Linked DNA regions of Homo sapiens: region 2 is linked to region 1. Evidence: chromatin contacts called from ENCODE Hi-C or POLR2A ChIA-PET data. All regions are on one chromosome and are shown on one strand. Each heading gives the region's core, a stretch centred on a gene start or an enhancer-like site at or near the end of the contact. The rest is flanking DNA. Distances are from core to core; before and after follow the strand shown. Region 1 holds the start of PTBP2 (polypyrimidine tract binding protein 2). Region 2 holds the start of MIR137HG (MIR137 host gene).

The links. A loop is a pair of places that touch in the nucleus more often than their neighbours do. ChIA-PET counts read pairs that join two places held with the same protein, here RNA polymerase II (POLR2A). Pooled maps may share reads with other maps.
Region 2: a map of IMR-90 shows a loop between it and region 1 (8-fold over the local background). The contact joins the promoter of MIR137HG here to the promoter of PTBP2 in region 1. A Hi-C loop is called at or near these places in 6 of 168 maps with a recorded cell type or tissue (CD4-positive, alpha-beta memory T cell, IMR-90, chondrocyte and 2 more), 2 of 37 single-sample maps with no recorded cell type and 13 of 50 pooled maps. POLR2A ChIA-PET finds 5 or more read pairs at or near these places in 1 of 52 experiments (activated CD8-positive, alpha-beta memory T cell).

The regions. Positions count from the first base shown.
Region 1 is chr1:96,719,604-96,723,322 of GRCh38, forward strand. PTBP2 (polypyrimidine tract binding protein 2) reads left to right here and starts at 2,181. Exons shown (of 14, transcript NM_021190.4): 1 at 2,181-2,269. The coding sequence starts at 2,262. RefSeq lists silencers at 1,947-2,146, 2,377-2,656.
Region 2 is chr1:98,047,274-98,051,424 of GRCh38, forward strand. MIR137HG (MIR137 host gene) reads right to left here and starts at 2,420. Exons shown (of 5, transcript NR_046105.1): 1 at 2,105-2,420.

The DNA.
Region 1 (3,719 bases), core at 931-3,430:
TAAGGACAAGCTTCCCTCCTCATAGAATGGTTTGTCTTTGCCAAGATAAAGTGAGAACCAATCAATCAATATCGATCGAGCGAATGTGGGGAATACCAAGAATTAATACCATAGTTCCCGCCCTTTGGTAGCTTGCACATTCAATTGTTGAGTGAAAACACATGTATGAAACCACAAATATGTGAAAAGTGATTATTAGTGGCACTAATAACAGATCCTTTATTTTAAGGTTTAAGGTGAAGTGGTTATTGTAGGAAATTTGATATGTGGTTTTTTTTTTTTTTTTTTTTTTTGAGACAGAGTTTCGCTCTTGTTGCCCAGGCTGGAGTGCAATGGCGCGATCTTGACTCACCGCAACCTCGGCCTCCCAGGTTTAAGCGATTCTCCTGCCTCAGCCTCCCGAGTAGCTGGGATTACAGACATGCACCACCACCCCGGCTAATTTTGTATTTTTAGAAGAGACGGGGTTTCTCCATGTTGGTCAGGCTGGTCTTGAACTCCCGACCTCAGGTGATCTGCTTGCCTCGGCCTCCCAAAATGCTGGGATTACAGGCGTGAGCCACCGTGCCCGGCCTTTTTTTTTTTTTTTTTTAACGATTGACAATCCCATAGGCAAATCAAGAATTTGTAAAAATTTGGGTGCTTTGAAGAGTTCTATAGCAAAGTGTTTGGACAAGATGCTCTTTAAGGGTCTATCCAATTTAAAAGTAATATTATTTATGGCCGGGCACGGTGGCTCACGCCTGTAATCCCAACACTTTGGGAGGCTGAGGAGGGCAGATCACCTGAGGTCAGGAGTTCGAGACCAACCTGACCAACATGGAGAAACCCTGTCTCTACTAAAAATACAAAGTTAGCTGGGCGTGGTGGCGCGTGCCTGTAATCCCAGCTACTCGGGAGGCTGAGGCAGGAGAATCGCTTGAACCAGGGAGGCCGAGGTTGCAGTGAGCCGAGATTGCGCCATTGCACTTCAGCCTGGGCAACAAGAGCGAGACTGGGTCTCAAAAAAAAAAATTCTAAAAATTATACACAATATCATTTAGTATATGAAATTCCAATTAGCAAAGGATAAGAGCTTTGCCTGAAGGAGACACAGAAAAACCCAGAGTGAGTATTGAGAGTAACTGGAGGGACACAGGGAGTATTTGTCATTTTTCAGAATTAGAAGTGCATTTGTCCTTGTGTGTGTTGGGGGTGGAGGTGAAGGGTGCAGGAGAAGGATGGGTACTGGCAAAGTCGCTACTCACTGAGCAAATTTTCAAGCGGGTGCCTTTCCCAATTTTGTTGAGCCTCTGATAAAAACACGTTGAAGTAAAATGTCCACTATAGTATCAAGTAAAAATTGAGACCGTAAGATATAGCAAAGGGAGTCAATTTGCATAGCCCATTTTAATGCTTCTACTTTCTCTAACCAATCTGAAGACTCAGTTGTTCCCACTCCCATCTCCACTTTCCCTTTCATGCCTCCAAATGTTAAACTCCAACTATTGTAGCATTTTAACACATGGCTCCATTTGTGTCTATTTCCACCTAGCGTATTGTGAATATTTTCTACAGGCGCACACTAATCACCAACTGAAGTGAGAATCACATTTTCCTCCACTTGGCTTGGTACTACAGGTCTTGAAGCAAAAGCCTGTATTTCAGTCTGAGGAGTTCTACTTGCTTGAGAAAGTACTGTTGTTACCAAGTGGTCTCGTTCAGTGGGGTAAAGATTTTTGTTTTAGAGGCTGGAGCCGGTCTGCAAATAAAAGATGGCTTAGGAGAAAAGCTATCCAATGTTTTTTCCTTGGCCCGCATAGGTTGACGGTAGCCAAGCTGGTACTTGGCTTGGAGTGAAAAGTGGAGGCTGCCTGGGGGCGTCCTGCAGTCAGGGCAGAGAGAGTGTGGAGAGCTGTTGGGAGGTGTCCCACCCACGCCCCCACAAGGAGGGGAAACCAGGTCGCCGCGGTCTGCAGCAGAACGCCAGGTTCCAGAGGACGGCAGGCGGAGGGCGGAGGGAGAAAGGCGCGCGAAGGCGCGGAGGAGGCGTCGGCTGCGGCGCCCACTCCCCCTAGTCCCAGCGCCCTGCCGCTCGCCTCCCGCTGCCGGGCGCCGGCGCGCTCGGCTCTTTCCGCCGCCGCCGCTGCCGCGCGGTGGCCCGTGCGCCTCGGCACCTTCGGCAATTTCCGTCGGGCCCCAGCCGCCATTTTCTCGCCGCTTGTGTGGCTCGCTGGCTGCGTGGCTCGGTTCTTGTGAGCGAAGCTTTGTCCGGTTCGGCAATGGACGGGTATGTAATCGGGCCGGCGAGAAGGTGTGTGTGAGAGAGGAGTTGGACCGTCCTTCGGCCCGGTCCCGGGCCGGGGAGAAACCCTCCCGCGGCCCCTCCCAGGGCTGGGCTGCCGTTACCCAACCCCCGCCCCATCGCACACACCCCTCCCTTTGCTTCCCCCGGCGGGCTTTGGTCGAGAAAATGAGAAGAAAGCGGGCTTGGAGGCTGGGGAGGCATAGGGGCGATGGCGGGGGTGAGGATCCCGGAGTGGGAGCGGGCACCGGCTTGGCGGCGGGGGATGGGGTGGGAACCCCATAACGTCTCCCCGGTCTGTCCCTGCCCCCTCTAGGAGCCATTTCGATCCGTACCTTGGGACCCGACCCTTGGGTTAGCGGTGCCTGTGAGAGCGAGTGGGATGGGCAGAGACAGGCCTTTGGATTGGGGGAGCCTCTAGGGGAAGAGGAGAGAGGCACCCCATGTGGACCCCAGCCATGAGCAACCTCTCCGGCCTCGCCCGGCCCTCCGTGGTCGGGAGAGATGCCGGTGGCGGGAGCTCCGGGGAAAGCCTAGTGGGAGCCGCTGGGGAAGGGGGGAGGGCGTGCGGCGGCGGGAGGAAGGGGGAGGGCAGATGTCATACTCCTTTGTTTTCATTTGAGTCTGGTAGTGGGGGCGGGAGGGAGGAAAAAATGCCTTTTTGTGGGGACTGAAAACATTCAAGGCTTGGCAAAAGGGCCCAGAAATTAAATCATCTAAAAAACGAAGTGTTTGAAGCCGACATCAGTCACATGGGCAAAGGCCAACAGCAATGGCAGAAACAAGAGCAGATAGTCAACAAAGGGCTATCTCTTTAGCTACTTTGGTCAGTTTCTGGAAAAACGACTATAAAAACCCAGAACCATGCTGCATCTTTGCGAACCTGAGTCAAGACGGAATGCTGAGTGAGGTGAGAGGCAAGACTGTGAAATGGTAGGGACCGATGTCTCGCTCATATGCTTCACACCTGAAAAGACTCAGTAATTTAACTCAATGTTAGAAAGGGGGCACGCTTAAGGTCAAAAATACAGCAGTATGCAGCTCTTTTGGGAGTGTAAACATAGTATCATTTAACAAGTACATTTATTAAAATCAGTGAGTATTTGAAGAATCAACAATTTGGTTAAGCGCCTAGAGTTTGGTGTGTTTTAAAAGGTACTAAAAACAAGATTTTATAAAAGTTAACACAGTCTCACAGAATTCAAATCATCCTAGATGTTACCTAAAGATTATTTTCCAGATGAAACAAATCCAGAGAAGTTCAGTATTCCCCCCAGATCAACACGGAAATTGATGTCAAAACTTGCACTAGAATTCATGTTTCCTGATTCCTGGTTCCTGTGGAGACTACTAAAGAGTTTAAGCGTTAAATTATTAATCTCAGTATACTGGCATTGTAGAAATGGCATAGTGTTTTGGGTTTTGTTCTTTTTGG
Region 2 (4,151 bases), core at 1,170-3,669, 1.3 Mb after region 1:
TGGGGGTTTATTGTTCACTAAATAAAATGGACAAGTGCAACGTCACTACCCAAGACATGGTGTAGCTTCCTTAGAAAGTTCTCAATTTGCTTTCCCCTTTACTCTCAAATACATGAAAGTACATCCATGTAAGGGGAATGGGGGGGAATATGGAAACATGGCAATAGACATTATGATTTCCCAAATTATGTAAGTGCAAATAGCTCTTCATCAAGGAGTAATTATATAACAGAATCTCTCCCACTACCACAACTCATCTCTAACTGACCTGGTTGCAATTTAAGGTGCTTAGGTTGTGTTTGCTCTTATTTTTTTAAAAATTATAATACTTCTCCGGGCACACCAACTCATCATTTTCTTGACATGTTACTTACAGATGGAAAAATCAACATGAATTCTAGGTTTTATGAATAGATGTTTAATATATAATGTCTGAACCTAAAATAACTAGAAAGAAAACCAATATAGCCCAACTACCAGACTGTTTTACATTATTTTCAGATAACTCTTAAGTACACCACTTACAAAAGGACAGATACCAATAAAACAAATAAATAAGCACTATTTTCTGTTGTTACCTAACATAGGTATAAAGTGGAGCTTTTCTCTGGTGCTAGACAAAAAAAAAATTCAGAAAGCTGACAGGTTCTCTTCAGCTTGAACTCCTAGAAACAAAAGCCCTTAGGGAAAGTAATGCAATAGTCTATGAGCAAAGTGTACATTTGCTTCTGCACTCTTCTATTTAAATCTCAACTAATATTAAAAGGAAAACAAGAAACACACTATACAGATAGGCTTGGATTTAGTAAATGGAACGTTATAAACTCAAAAGGATGGTCAAGGGAGGCACACACACACACACACACACACACACACACACACACCCCAATACACAGGGCATCAGAATCACAGCATAAATACCCACACAGCTTTTCAATGCTTTCCAAGTAGTCTCCTTCAGTTTTGCTTCCTCACAATTAAAATAAAATATATACACACACTGACCCACAGACTCGCACGCTTTAAGAAACTAGAACAACGCAGTTGATATGCTTTCTTTCTACCCAAGTAGCAGTGCCAGCCTTTTCCCTACCTACCCAATGTTCCACCAGCTTCAGCACCTGGACGAATGGACAGCTCAACCCGGGCCGACTGCCGGCAGCACTCGCAGCAGAACTGACGCTCTGAGCTCTAACCAAAGCTCTCTCGTGCTTGAGCGGGGCAGCCTGACTTACGAGAACACCATTTCCTACGAGACCACTGCCGCTGGGTGCATATTCAATTCAAGCCTCCTTAAGCTGTCGGATTTCCCCCACCCATCCACCCTCCCCCCCTTCTCCACCCTCCACACAAAAACAAAAAAGGGAAAAAGCCCAATACCATCAGGGCGTTTGTTGATCAACTTACACTTCGCTTTTGAATATTTAGATACTGCTAGCGGAACAATATCAGCGGAGGCTTAGGTCCGCATTAAGTACCTTTGTTCATCGACTCCTGCAAGCCATGTTTATTAGAATCTACATTTCTCTCGCGCCCCAATAACTAGAGGTGTGTTTTGCGGGCAGGGGGCTTTCAGCACCTTTTGATCTCTCAAGGCCACCGCGACTGATTGACGGTTCCCAGTACTTTCCTATGCTATCCCCCATACTCCAACACCCATCCCAGTTAATCGCTTCGCAATTTGCAACCAAAAATACATAAAGAAACGCGACAAAGCAATGGGTTTGAGGAAATAAGCCAATTAAGCTAAAGCTGAAATGCCTCTCTCTCTCTCTCTCTCTCTCTCCCCCCCTTCTCCCTCTTTCTCTTCCCCCTTGACTCCCTCCCTCTCCCTCTCTCCTTCCCTCTCAAGTAGAAAGGGGGAAACACCAAGGAGAGAGAAAAAATCGGGAGGAGGGTGGTAGTCGACTCTTACAGTCAATGGAAAAAGAGTATACACATCTTTACTGAATAATACTCTCGTTCTCAGACAAAAAGAAACACATTTTTCGATGTAAACATAGTCTGCCTCTGCCATACATCCTACATCCTTTACGTTTGCTGAGATTTGTCTTGCTGTATGGCAAAGTAACTGTCACAAATCCATCTCGATTGAAGTGCTTACCCTCTAAATCCAGGTTTCAAGCGGAACTCCAACTGTGTGTAGAAGCCAGGGAGTCATCTGATGTGCAGTGAGGTAGGCTCTGGGCAGTGTGAGCTGCTTCTTCTCTCCGAGTGCCGGGTTACAGTGTTAACAAGCCTTGGGAAGGGACCTCGGCGCCTCGCGCTGGCTGTGCCCCAGTGCCTTCGCGTGGTGGCGGCTTGCTCATGCTTCCGAGGAGTCCCAGGCGATAGCCTTCAGCTGATGCGAGCTTCCAGAAAGGAGTGGGGAAGGGAAAAAATCATCTAATGCAATCAAATCGATCTGATCTACACCATCTGTCGCCTGCCACTATACACAAACGTTAAAATAGGAAAACGGAAAACACTGACAGCCGAGAGGGTTGGTCTGCAAAGAGTTCATTTTTAGCAGAGCATAATTCGATATGGTCGGCGTACAGTTACAAAAGCTGCTGTTAACCATCCAGTAGTGGATCCCAAACATGCTAATGGTGGATTAATTGAGGAAGATCTGACGTGCAAGCTTCATAGTCTCTTATTCATGACTTCCCAATGGGAAAGGACCAATGCCTTGTGGGACTATGGTAACATACAGTCAAAAAGCTGCTAAGAAAATGGCTGTGTGTTCACAGCACCTCTCTCTGATAACAAACATATGTCGACTAAAATGGTTTAGTAGAATGGGAGGGGGTGTTGGAGAATAAAATTTTCTTTCCCCGTGTAAGCAATCCCCATTTTCTTTTCTTAAAGAAAAGCAAAAACAGATATGATCTCTTTACCATAGTGGGGGGAAAAGGATGTTTTAAAAGGTTTTTATCAAGATCAAACTCTGCCATATAAAAGAAACGGAACACTCCTGTGCAGCAATTCTTTAAAAAAAAAATCTATTCTCATTTTTTTCCTTACTGTGATCAAAGTAGATCCATAGCATGTGCAGTATACAGAAACTCAGTCCAGTTAATCCCACCAGGATTGATTCAAGGTTGTTTAATGCCAGGTACCCTTTTGACTTCTTAAAACCAGGATGCCTTTTGGGGAAGGCATTTTGTATCATTTAAAATTGACATAATGAACATTAAGTATGATTGCAGTGAGGAGATGAGAAGAGTTTTCCTTTCTAATTCTGTAATTACTCTCTCTAGCCAAAACCCCTTTTGGTCTGTTTCCAGTCTTCCCAGATCAGTTGATGGGGAAATATAGGGATGGGGGAGGGAGTGGAAATACCGAGAAGGAGGGAAAGAGAGTGTGGATTATCGATAGCCAATAAATTCTATTCCACTTGTAATAGAAAAATATATAGCAATAAAAGAGATAACTCACTAATTGTTGATCGTGATTTTAAGTTTAAACCAGTTTTAAAAAATAATGTTTGATACATGGAAAGAAGACATATTGCAAACAATGGGATGACTGCCCCCCACCCATTTATAGTTATAGGTTTAAAAAATATTGAAATAGGGTTTATTATCTAGATATGTGACTATCTTTTATTAAATATATCTCAAAATTCCATATTTCCTCTGATTTTTGTCATCCATTTGAACACTGAAAACTATGGTCACTTTGATTCTGCTGTCTTTTCTTTGGTAACATACATTACATAAATTCTGTAGTAAACAATTAGTGTTCAGGAAAATTCTAAAGATGAATGTGTCTCCTAAAACTTTGATAATCTCTTTAAGGAAAAAAAAACCTAACAGTTATGAATTAAATTAGTCTAAAAATATAGCTTGAAGACAAATCAAACAATTTACCTGATCTTTTGTTTCAATATACATTAATTAAGCACTCTTTCCAACCTACACAACATTCCAGGGTCATAGTCAGATATTCAAGTCTAATAGTTCAGCAGCCTTTGTTGTCATTCGTGTCAAGCTATTGCCCCCTGCAGGTTAGGCTGAAAGTGCAGGCAGAATTTGGCCAAGTCCTCAGGAAATTGATGGTACACAAGTTACTCAGTCTCTCCCAATATTTAACTAGAGTCAACTTTTTAAGTTTGCTTTCATTATGGTTTAAACTATTTATTTACAGATAGGTAGTACATTAAGAAA